Linked DNA regions of Homo sapiens: region 2 is linked to region 1. A link is a loop called in an ENCODE intact Hi-C map of the cell type or tissue named here. Cell type or tissue: HepG2. All regions are shown on one strand. Each heading gives the region's core, and the rest is flanking DNA. Links, peaks and the distances in the headings are about the cores only.

What was found. Hi-C counts contacts between places; a loop is a spot of excess contacts. Peaks named below come from ENCODE experiments on the same cell type or tissue, not always from the same donor. Only the 100,000 strongest peaks of a DNase experiment are listed, where the experiment ranks them.
Region 2: it touches region 1 in a loop (29-fold over the local background); 4 of 110 quality-filtered maps call a loop at or near these places.

What each region holds. Positions count from the first base shown.
Region 1 is chr10:89,571,609-89,576,992 of GRCh38, forward strand. No RefSeq gene overlaps it. Among named protein-coding and RNA genes, the nearest start is that of MIR107, 19 kb to the right of the region's middle. In HepG2, for the core only: no CTCF peak of the experiment used is centred there; DNase peaks (open chromatin) are centred at 1,783 and 2,943.
Region 2 is chr10:89,377,278-89,382,597 of GRCh38, forward strand. It overlaps IFIT1B (interferon induced protein with tetratricopeptide repeats 1B), which reads left to right and starts at 779. Exons shown (of 2, transcript NM_001010987.2): 1 at 779-863. The coding sequence starts at 859. It also overlaps a transcript of LIPA not described here. In HepG2, for the core only: no CTCF peak of the experiment used is centred there; no DNase peak of the experiment used is centred there.

The DNA.
Region 1 (5,384 bases), core at 144-5,143:
TCTTAACATGTAATAATTGAAAAATAAGAAAAAAGTCACACCGAAATGAACTGGTTTAATGAGAGATACTAATATTCAAAAGTATAATTAGAGCTAAGAAATTCAAGTTATTAAATAAAACAGAAAATATTTATTTCAAATTATAATAGAGAACATTTATATAGAAATCAATAATAATTCTATTTTTCAAAGATAATTTTGGAGGCTGAGACAACAGGATCCCCTAAGACCAGCCTGGGCAATATAATGAGTCCCTGTCTCTAAAAAAATAAAAACAATTAGCCAGGCATGGTGGTATGCACCTGTAGGCCCAGCTACCCAGGAGGCTGAAGTGGGAGGATCACTTGAGCCCAGGCATTCTAGGCTGCAGTGAGCTATGATTGTACCTCTACACTCCAGCCCATCTCTAAAAACAATAACAATAATAATTTTGGCATGAGTCTTCATAATAGACTCAAGTGCTTCTTCCTAGACAAGATAGAATATATATCATTTTATCCACACAGAAGTTTAGCAATAAGGTTTTGTTTGTTGTATAAGTACTCCCATATGTACAAGTCTAGCATCAATGTTTGCATAGAGGTAAAGTGTAGTGGAAGTATGATGAAGAAAAAAAAAAGAAATGGGCAAGTGGAAGAATTTTCTTTTATTTTGTTTTGTTTTTTTGAGGTGGAGTCTTATGCTGTCATCCAGGCTGGAGTGCAGTGCCACAATCTCGGCTCACTGCAACCTCTGCCTTCCAGGTTCAAGTGATTCTCCTGCCTCAGCCTCCTGAGTAGCTGGGATTACAGGTGTGAGCCACCACACCTGGCTAAATGTTTGTATTTCTAGTAAAGACGAGGTTTCACCCATATTGGCCAGGCTGGTCTTGAACTCTTGACCTCAGGTGATCCACCCGTATCGGCCTCCCAAAGTGCTGGGAATATAGGCGTGAGCCACCACACCTGGCCAAAGAATATTAACTAACTGAATAGCAGTAGGAGGAAGGCACTTGAGCTAGAACTTCAGACCAGCCAATGTGCAATTTTAAGCCTGAGTATGCAGAAATTTCAATAATATGACTGATAAAGGTGATAGATACACATTCAGACATTGCCTCTATACACAATCCCTTTTAGAAAATGGAAGCAAATCTCTGGATCATTTAGTCCCAAAAAAGCCTTGATTTTTCCCAGAAAGCCACTTCAGGATTCTTGACGATTTGTTCATGGCATGCTCTTGGCATGTTCCTTTGCCTCTTCAAGCTTCAGTCTTTTCTCCAGTAAAATGAAGATAAGAATCCCCACGTTATTCATCATCTGAGTGGATTAATGGAGATTAGGTACAGGGAGTGCCAAGCATATGAAAGGCTTAATCCATCAGAGCTGTCATTATTGTTGTGGACTCTCTTTCCTGGAAACATCTTTTATTCCCACATGGTAGCTTTTTTTTTGTTCTGTTTTGTTTTGTTTTTGTTTGTTTGCTTGTTTGTTTTTGAGACAGAGTCTCGCTCTGTCGCCCAGGCTGGAGTGCAGTGGCACAATCTTGGCTCACTGCAAGCTCTGCCTCCTGGCCTCACGCCATTCTCCTGCCTCAGCCTTGCAAGGAGCTGGGACTATAGGCACCTGCCACCACGCCTGGCTAATTTTTTTGTGTTTTCAGTAGAGACGGGGTTTCACCGTGTTAGCCAGCCTGGTCTGAATCTCCTGACCTCGTGATCCGCCCACCTCAGCCTCCCAAAGTGCTGGGATTACAGGCGTGAGTCACTGCGCCGGGACCCCATATGGTAGCTTTGTAAAGGGCAGGGTCAAGGCCCAGTTCTCACACTCACAGAAGCTCTGGGTTGGGAAGGATATTAAAGGTCACTTCTGGTCCAAGCTCTACCTCTCCATCCAGTGCCAGGTCAGAACTTGTGAAAGTTCAATGCAGGTTAATAATTTGGCACCTTTTTTACTGATATTCTCCAAATAGTTGTTCAACATTTATTTAGAAGTTTAAAAATTAGAATAATAGCAAAAAGTGTAATTTTCACTTCTCAAACTTGGTAGGTTTATTTTGGGAGTGGCCTTGAACCTATTTTGCAACTACTCCTTAGTAATTAAAATGAACTTCTCCTGAGTTGAAATGCAAGATGCAGTTAATGCTTCCAAAGTCTCTTCTGCAGGACTGGATCAATGAATAAAAACTGACACTAAAACATAAGTAGCAATTATTCAATAATTAATACTAATGAATTACTAAATCTCTACATCTTAAAAGTTTGAATACCAGTGTATTTAGAATTTGTTTGGCTTCCAAAAACTATGCATGCCATGGTGTTTTATTTTAAAACTTCAAATCCTAACACTATATACCTTTTTTAAAGTGTTAATTTCTCATTTCTTTTTCTTTTTTTTCTTTTTTCTGAGACGGAGTCTTGCTCTGTCACCCAGGCTGGAGTGCAGTGGTGCGATCTCAGCTCACTGCTCCTGGGTTCACGCCATTCTCCTGTCTCAGCCTCCTGAGTAGCTGGGACTACAGGCACCCGCCACCACACCTGGCTAATTTTTTTTTGTATTTTTAGTTAGAGATGGGGTTTCACCGTGTTAGCCAGGATGGTCTCAATCTCCCGACCTCGTGATCCTCCCGCCTCGGCCTCCCAAAGTGCTGGGATTACAGGCGTGAGCCACCGCGCCAGGCAGTTAATTTCTAAGTGTGGCTATATCTTCATAAAATCTCTCTCTATGGCCATTAAAATGGATTATGCCATAGATGAAATGGTCCTTAACATTCCATGGACAAAGACCCCTACAGCTTGATTTTGCTGAGATAATCTTCATAGTTAATTAAGGACCACAGAAGACTACCATGAGCAGCTGAGGTCAGACAGGGACTGTAGAAACACAGGCTAAAGGACACGAAGAATTGTGTAATTGACTAAATGTTCAGGGCACAGCCAACAAAACTCAATTGTTCTGGACAACCACACCATTTTCTCTAGAGTTGCTGAAAGTTGTGTGGGTGGGATCTACAGATAATTGCCCCACTTCTCCATTTCATTTTGCCTGTCTAAACATTGTATAAATAACTACTTGATAAATTCAATGTTGATGTTGGCACATGAACAGACAGACAGAAAAGTGACTGCTCATTTTAAAATGTATAAAGCCAATATAAATAGTAAACAAATCTCAAAGGAGAATGCCTAAAAATGTTTAAAATTCACAATAATGTTTAATTTACCAAATTTCAACCCACTTATGGAGCTTAATTCAAAAATACTTTTGGCTTATATTTAAAATAAAGTGACATTTGACAAACTGTTCAAATATTAAGCTTAAAAATGTACTCTTCCTAAATAATAATTTTAATACAAACTCTAGATCCACAACTTGCAGGATTAACTATCTCTTCCCCAATATGCCAAAAACACGTACACATCCAAATATGCATAGAGAATATGAATGCTAGAAAAGTTTAAGAATATATCATGAAAATATATTTCATATGTCAGGATAAATAAGCTTGAGTAGTTAATGAAAAATAATTATTTTAAAGTTTAAGTTGTCTTTAAAATTAAATTTTACATATATTTTCAAGATATATGAGAAGACATACACCACCTACCTCACTATGGAATGTGGTAAAACAAACATAATTTATATCTGTGTCATGGCAGCCAAATGGCATAAATTCTTTAGATGTTGAACTTTGCTAAAATAGCAACAGCAAATTTCATGAACAAAGTGAAGTGGAAGAGAAAAGAGAAGAACAATCCAATACAAAAACTGTCTAATTCTTTCTGGTTGCCTTATAGCCTAAAAGAAAATTTTAAACTCTCCTTAAGCCATAACTGCAAAAAATTTAAAAAGAAAATCCATCTGTTAAAACAAATTACGCAAATGGTATTGAGGCTACTTGAATTTATGTCACAGTGCCCTTAGTATTAACCACACCAACTGTGGGCCACACACGTTTGACTAAATGTGCTTAGTGGTTGATTCCAGAAATGTCATAATTCAAGAAATGTACAAGGAAAAAAACTAGTGGAAAAGCAAAAGTAACAAGTGGAATATTTTACAAAATTGAAAATAATACCACACAGGTCAAAAAAAAAACATCCAATTAACATATATAATTTCAGTTTTGTGCTATATTCCAATGGTTCTTTTCAGTCTTCTAATTTACATTGCTTTTTATATATTTCATTAATATATAGGCATATGTTGGAGAAATTGCAACTTTGTTTTCAGACCCAGGCAATCAAGTCACATGAATTTGTTTCCCAGCAGATGTACATGTTATGTTTAGAATATACTATAGTCTGTTAAGTTTGCAATAGCATTGTGTTAAAAAATATAGATACCTTAATTTCAAAAATACTTTACTGCCAAAAAATGCTAATAATCATCTGAGCCTTTAGCCAGTACTAATTATTTGCTGGTAGAGGGTCTCATCTCAATGTATTTGGCTGCTGACATCAAGGTGGTGGTTGCTGAAGGTTGTGGCAATTTCTTAAAATAGGACAAAAATGAAGTTTGCCACATTTGTTGACTCTTTCTTTCACAAAAGATTTATCTGCAGCATGTGATGTCATGTGATGGCATTTTACCCACAACAGGACTTTCAAAATTGAGGTCAATCCTTTCCAACCCTGCCGATGCTTTATCACCTGAATTTATGCAATATTCTAAATCCTTTGTTGTCATTTCAACAATGTTTACAGTGTCTTCACCAGGGGTAGATTCCATCTCGAGAAACCACTTTCTTTGCTTGTCCGTGAGAAGCAACTCCTCATCCTTTCAAGTTCTATCATGAGACTGCAGAAATTCAGTCATCTCTTCAGGTTCCACTTCTAATTCTAGTTCTCTTGCTATTTCTACCTCATCTTCAGTGACTTTCTCCACTGAAGTCTTGAACCCCTCAAATTCATCCGTGAGGGTTGGAATCCACTTCTTCCAAACTCCAGTTAGTGTTGGCATTTTGACCTCCATCCATGGATCACATATATTCTTAACGGCATCCAGAATAGTAAAACATTTCCAGACAGTTTTCAACTTATTTTGCCTAGACCCATAAGAGGAATCAGTATCTATGGCAGCCATAGCCTTACAAAATGTATTTCTTAAATAATAAAACTTGAACATTGAAATTACTCCCTGATCTGTGGGCTGTAGAATGGATATTGGATTAGCAAGTAGGAAAACATTAATCTCTTTGTACATTTACATCAGAGTTCCTGAGTGACTAGGTGCATTGTCAATGAAAGAAATCTTTTGAAAGGAATCTTTTTTCTGAGAAGCAGGTCTCAACAATGAGCTTAAAATATTCAGGAAACCATGCTATAAATAGATGTGCTGTTATCCAAGCTTTGTTGTTCCGTTTATAGAGCACAGGCAGAGGAGATAAGTCTTAAGGGCCCTAGC
Region 2 (5,320 bases), core at 321-5,320, 190 kb before region 1:
CAACTCAGAAGAACTATGTGAATTTGGATTTAGATTTTTAACCCCCATGACCCCATCACATTCTCTGACTACATTGCATATGTTTCTCTACTGACCAGCTCAAACATTGTTGTTTGAACCACTAATGGTGAACAGTAAAGATCATCAAAACAGTCAATATGCTTGAATAGGCTCCACTATAGCCAGGGTTGGCAGTAATGCAAATGCTGCTGGAGGATGTAACCAGTATGGGACCCTTCTTATAGACCAATATCTCAAAATTGAGGAGTTGTTTTGCCTAACACAGCCCCACAGAAGAAGACCTAACCATCTGCAACCTCATTCTTCCACAAATTGACAATGACTTTCTACAGTATTCTTTTAGGCACAAACCACTGACCCTGGTCTAAGGAGCTTCCATTGTAGACGTCCCTGGAACCACCTGGCGGGATACATGTGATAGTAACAAGTTTGACAACAGAGTCTGACATGATTCACAAAAATATACGTTCCTGTCTGCCACTGGTTTTTCCACAACACTGAATGTCATCATAAAGTCCAGTTACCCTCTATCTCCTACACCACATTGACTCCAGCAAGGGAATTTGCGTATCAAAACTGCTTCTCACACACCCATCCTCTTAGCTGCCAAAACTCAGCATGTATTTGTAATCAAAGCAGAGACAGCCCTATTCCTCTGTATCATTTTCACCCTGCCAATTCACTAGGCATCAAGGGTGTAAAAAACTGCCTGGATATACCTCCCATATATAAGCACCATGCTTATCTGAGAAGCCCTAGAACTCTGTGGATGAACCTTGAAGGAGCCTCCAAGCCTGAACCAAAGCACTACAGATCACCTGCTATCTTCATAGCACCATGAGGTAAAGTCTTTCTCTGCTTCACTGACCTTATTTCTGCACACTTTGAAATTCTAAAACTTTCCTTAAGGGCCAATTTTTTGACAGGCCTTCTCCTAAGGGAGCTGTCCCACTGGTGGTTCTGACCCTGATAGGCACCCTCAACATGATAACCAAGAAGAGTTTAATAAGGGGGCTATTTAAGACGATATGGGCAAAGTTTAGGGAAATCAACAGGAAATGGTGCTTGTTGGTTGCAGGGCAGCGGGAAGAGGCGTGTTGGTTTACAACAGTGGTAACATGATAACCCTGGGCCTACAGGAGCAAGAGGAGAGAACCAGACCCAAGGAGACTCTAAGCTATAGCTGTAGGGGAGGGGCTTCTCAAGAGGCCTTTGGTGAAAAAATCACTGACAACCTCAAGCAGAGCACAGTGGGAGCTTAGGAATTAATTCCATGACCTTCACCTCCTCCTGCAATTTAATATCTGGCTGGTGCTCCCCAGTGGGCCAACCCCAGTAGAAAGTAAAAAATAAAAGAGTTTTGGAGTTAATAAAGTCCATAGAGTCAGCTTCCAAGCACAGAGCATGGTGAAGAATGTAGGAAAGTAGATTCAGAGGGGCAAGATGAGAATATATGTAGAGGCAAGTTTCCTAACTCCTGTTACAGAGCTCGCTTAGTAAGGGTAGCTGGCTTAATAAAAGCAGCAATGCTCTTAAGGAAATAAACGAGAAAGCAATCTTATTTCCAAAGATGTCATTTCTGTAGCACTTTCTAATAGAGGGACAATTACCCAGGCAACACTTAAAGACTGTTCACCAGGGAACAGAGGCCTGAGCCTAGAGAGGAGACTGGCCCGGGGACCAGTCAGGGCAAGAGCATTGAGATCCTTTTAATATACAAAATACTCTTTTAGGCATCCAGGTGAGAAGAAGCAGCTATTTTTATTTGATAAATTGGTTAAATTCACGTGGGAAAAAGAAGCTACTTTCAGAGATGGCTGTTTTTCTGTTGTTTGTTTGTTTTTGATACCAAGTCAAATTTTGTGATTACTGTGAAACTATGAAATTGTGATTACTATGAAATTTGCTTTTCACTGAATTAACTGTTCTCAAAGTGTGGTCCCCTGACTAGCAACATCAGCATCACTTGGGAAGGTAGCAGAAATGCAAATTCTCAGGCCCTACCCTAAACCTGCTGACTCAGAAACTCTAGGGTGGGGCCCATCAATCTGTGTGTTATAAGTTTTCCAGGTGATCATGTTGCCTGCTAAAATTTGAAAAACCATTATACTAGATGTTAGAAAATAAGAAATTTTGTAGGCATTGTGATATGTTTGTTCCACAAAATATATATTTCTTTTTTTCCTGGTGTAGTTAGAACTGGTGACCTGCAGAAAATGCTTTCACTCAAAAGTATTCTGACCTGCTAGAGTTCTCCCATCTGATGTTGCAGTCAGTGGGAGAGGAAGAACTTTACAGAAAAAGGGGCTGCTCTTTTGAGATCCCTTTCTAGCAAACATGTAGACCTGTCTTGAGAAGAAATTATAAATGAAGGATTGCAAAAAAATTCACCACAAGAGTACCCAAGTCTCTCTTTTTAATATAACGGGCTCCTGGTCATAAGATGTTAGTTGTGGCTGGGCATGGTGGCTCACACCTGTAATCCCAGCACTTTGGGAGGCCGAGATGGGCAGATCACGAGGTCAGGAGATCAAGACCATCCTGACTAACAAGGTGAAACCCCGCCTCTTCTAAAAAATACAAAAAATTAGCCGGGAGTGGTGGCGGGCGCCTGTAGTCCCAGCTACTCAGGAGGCTGAGGCAGGAGAATGGCGTGAACCTGGGAGGCGGAGCTTGAAGTGAGCCGAGATTGCACCACTGCACTCCAGCCTGGGCAACAGAGTGAGACTCCGTCTCAAAAAAAAAAAAAAACAAAAGGTATTAGTTGTGTCTGCATCTGTGGAGTTGACAGAAAGCAAGCCTTTCATTCCCTGCTGCCTTGGTAGCTAGTCTATGTGAGAGGTTTTGCAATGGCCTGGGCGTATGTTTCTAGAAGCCACTGACCTGAGGTGGCCTAAGGGGAATCTGGACTATCCCAGACTGAATAATGCCCACATCAAAATCCTCCTGATCCCACTGGTTCAGGGACAGAGGAGCAGATTGAGCTCCTCCTTCCATTCATGCTTATTGATCAAGACAGCTTAAGTGGAGCTTAAGTGGACAAGATCCAGGGAAATGCCTCACAAAACATGGTGACGAGTCCCTGTCTGCCACAGGCATACAGGGATTAGGTCACTACATACATGCACAAACTCATCTTTTTTTTTTTTTTTTTCCAGACAGGGCCTCCCTCTGTCACCCAGTCTGGAGTGCAGTGGCATGATCACAGCTCACTGCAGCCTCCACCTGCCCGGGCTCAGGTGATCCTCCCACGTCAGCCCAAGTCGCTGGGACTACTGGTGTGCATCGCCAGGCCCGGCTAATTTTTGTATTTTTTGAGAGACATGGTTTCGCTATGTTGCCCATGCTGGTCGTGAACTCCTGGGCTCAAGCAATTCACCTGCCTTGGACTCTCAAAGTGTTGGGATTACAGGCATTAGCCACCACGCTGGGGCCTAATTTGATGATAATATGTATACTACTAATAACAGCACTTTCTGTATGCTCACCAGATAAAAGGAGGACTTTAGGCTCTCAGCATTTCCATTTTAGAGAGTGAGGACACCTCTAGGGTGATATTCTACTCCTTAGTCTTCCCAGGGCCCAAGTCAAGAAGATACATGTTGATGAACAACCACCTATAAGAAAGAGCAATAATTCTCTTCTGGAACTTGGCAGGGCAGCCTTGTAAGATTGTGTAAATTGTGCACTTGAAATTCTACAATCTCAGTGAAAGCCAAAATCTAGTATACTTTTTTCCACCTATCAATGCATGGCCATGATTAGATCACTCAGAGGAAGACTGATCTCTTTCTACTGCTCACAAATGTGCTGGGTGGGCTAGCAGCTGAGATGCTGAGATTGGGTACATATTTAGAAAGCTTGGAATGGCTTATCTTCAAATATTCCAGCAGCTCTAGAGTAATGGAAGTCTGTGTGGATTATTTTCCCTGGGTAGTGTCTGTTCTCATCATAGCACAAGCTCCACGGGGCATGAGTGGACGATTTGGGTCAAAAACTCTTCCCGATTCCATCTTCTGTAGGGGTGGTGACTATTTTCAGTGAGCATTCTTCAGCACAATATTAATTTTACTTACTCCTGACCCCACCTCACCCAGCATATGTCCCACACACACCCCCACACACAGGTTTCATTGGGTAATCTTCCTGGGCCACAGCTGGAAGGAAGATTTCTGGGACTCCTCATCTCAGCAGTCAACTATACAGTCCTATCCTAAAGCAATATGCCAGGACTCTCATATTCCACAGACTCAAGGATGGAGAAGATGGCTTGGGATTGTGGGCAGGAATGCACTCAAGGAGGGTCTAAGCATAGTAGGGAGTTTTTTAGATGGAGACTCTGAGGGAAAAGTGAGGGCTGTGTTGAGCTGCCAGCTGTGCTCAAAGCAGCAGTCATAAGCCTGAGTATCCTCTGCCCAACTTTGTGGTGCTATTCATTATCTTGTGAATCCTTTCCTTTCTTCCTTTCTTTCCTTTCCTTTATTTTCTTTATTATTAATTTTTTTGAGACAGAGTCTGGCTCTGTTGCCCAGCCTGGAGTGCAGTGGCATGATCTCGGTTCATGGCAACCTCCACTTTCCAGACTCAAGTGATTCTTGTGCCTCAGCCTCCAGAGTAGCTGGGACAACGCTGGCTAATTTTTTGTATTTTTAGTAGAGATGGGGTTTCACCATGTTGCCCAGGCTAGTTTTGAACTCCTGAGCTCAGGCAATCTGCCTACCTCGGCCTCCCAAAATGCTAGGATTACAGGTGTGAGCCACCACACCTGGCCGTGAACTTTTTCTTTCCCTTTATTTTCAAAAAAGAATGTTTCATCATCCATTTTTTGTGATTAGATTATGGTTATATTATATTATATTATGGTTATATTGAGTCAGGATTTATATAAAAATTGTTTTTGCTATACATTGCCATATAGAGAGTAAGAGAAAATTTCATAATGGTCCTCTCTGAAATCATTCCTTGGGCCTAACGGATAGAAAACATGTCAAGTATAGACTGTAAAGTAATTAGTTTAGAACACAGAGGTAAATATACTTACATAGGATGTGAGGACCACTTTTTCAACTATTAAGGACAAATTTCTTTTTCTTCCTTCATGTTCTTATAGGGAGACTAGGACTTCAGTTCCACTTCAGAGGAGCGTGAACTATTGGGGAAAAAAACCCTTCTGGTCCCACTGACTTCATATTATTCTCTCTTCCTCATGAGTGGCTGAGAGATTACTACAATTGTTGAGATTTTATAGCCTGTCCTCCACTAGGCTTCAGGGTTACTTGATGTCAGGAGCACTGACTTA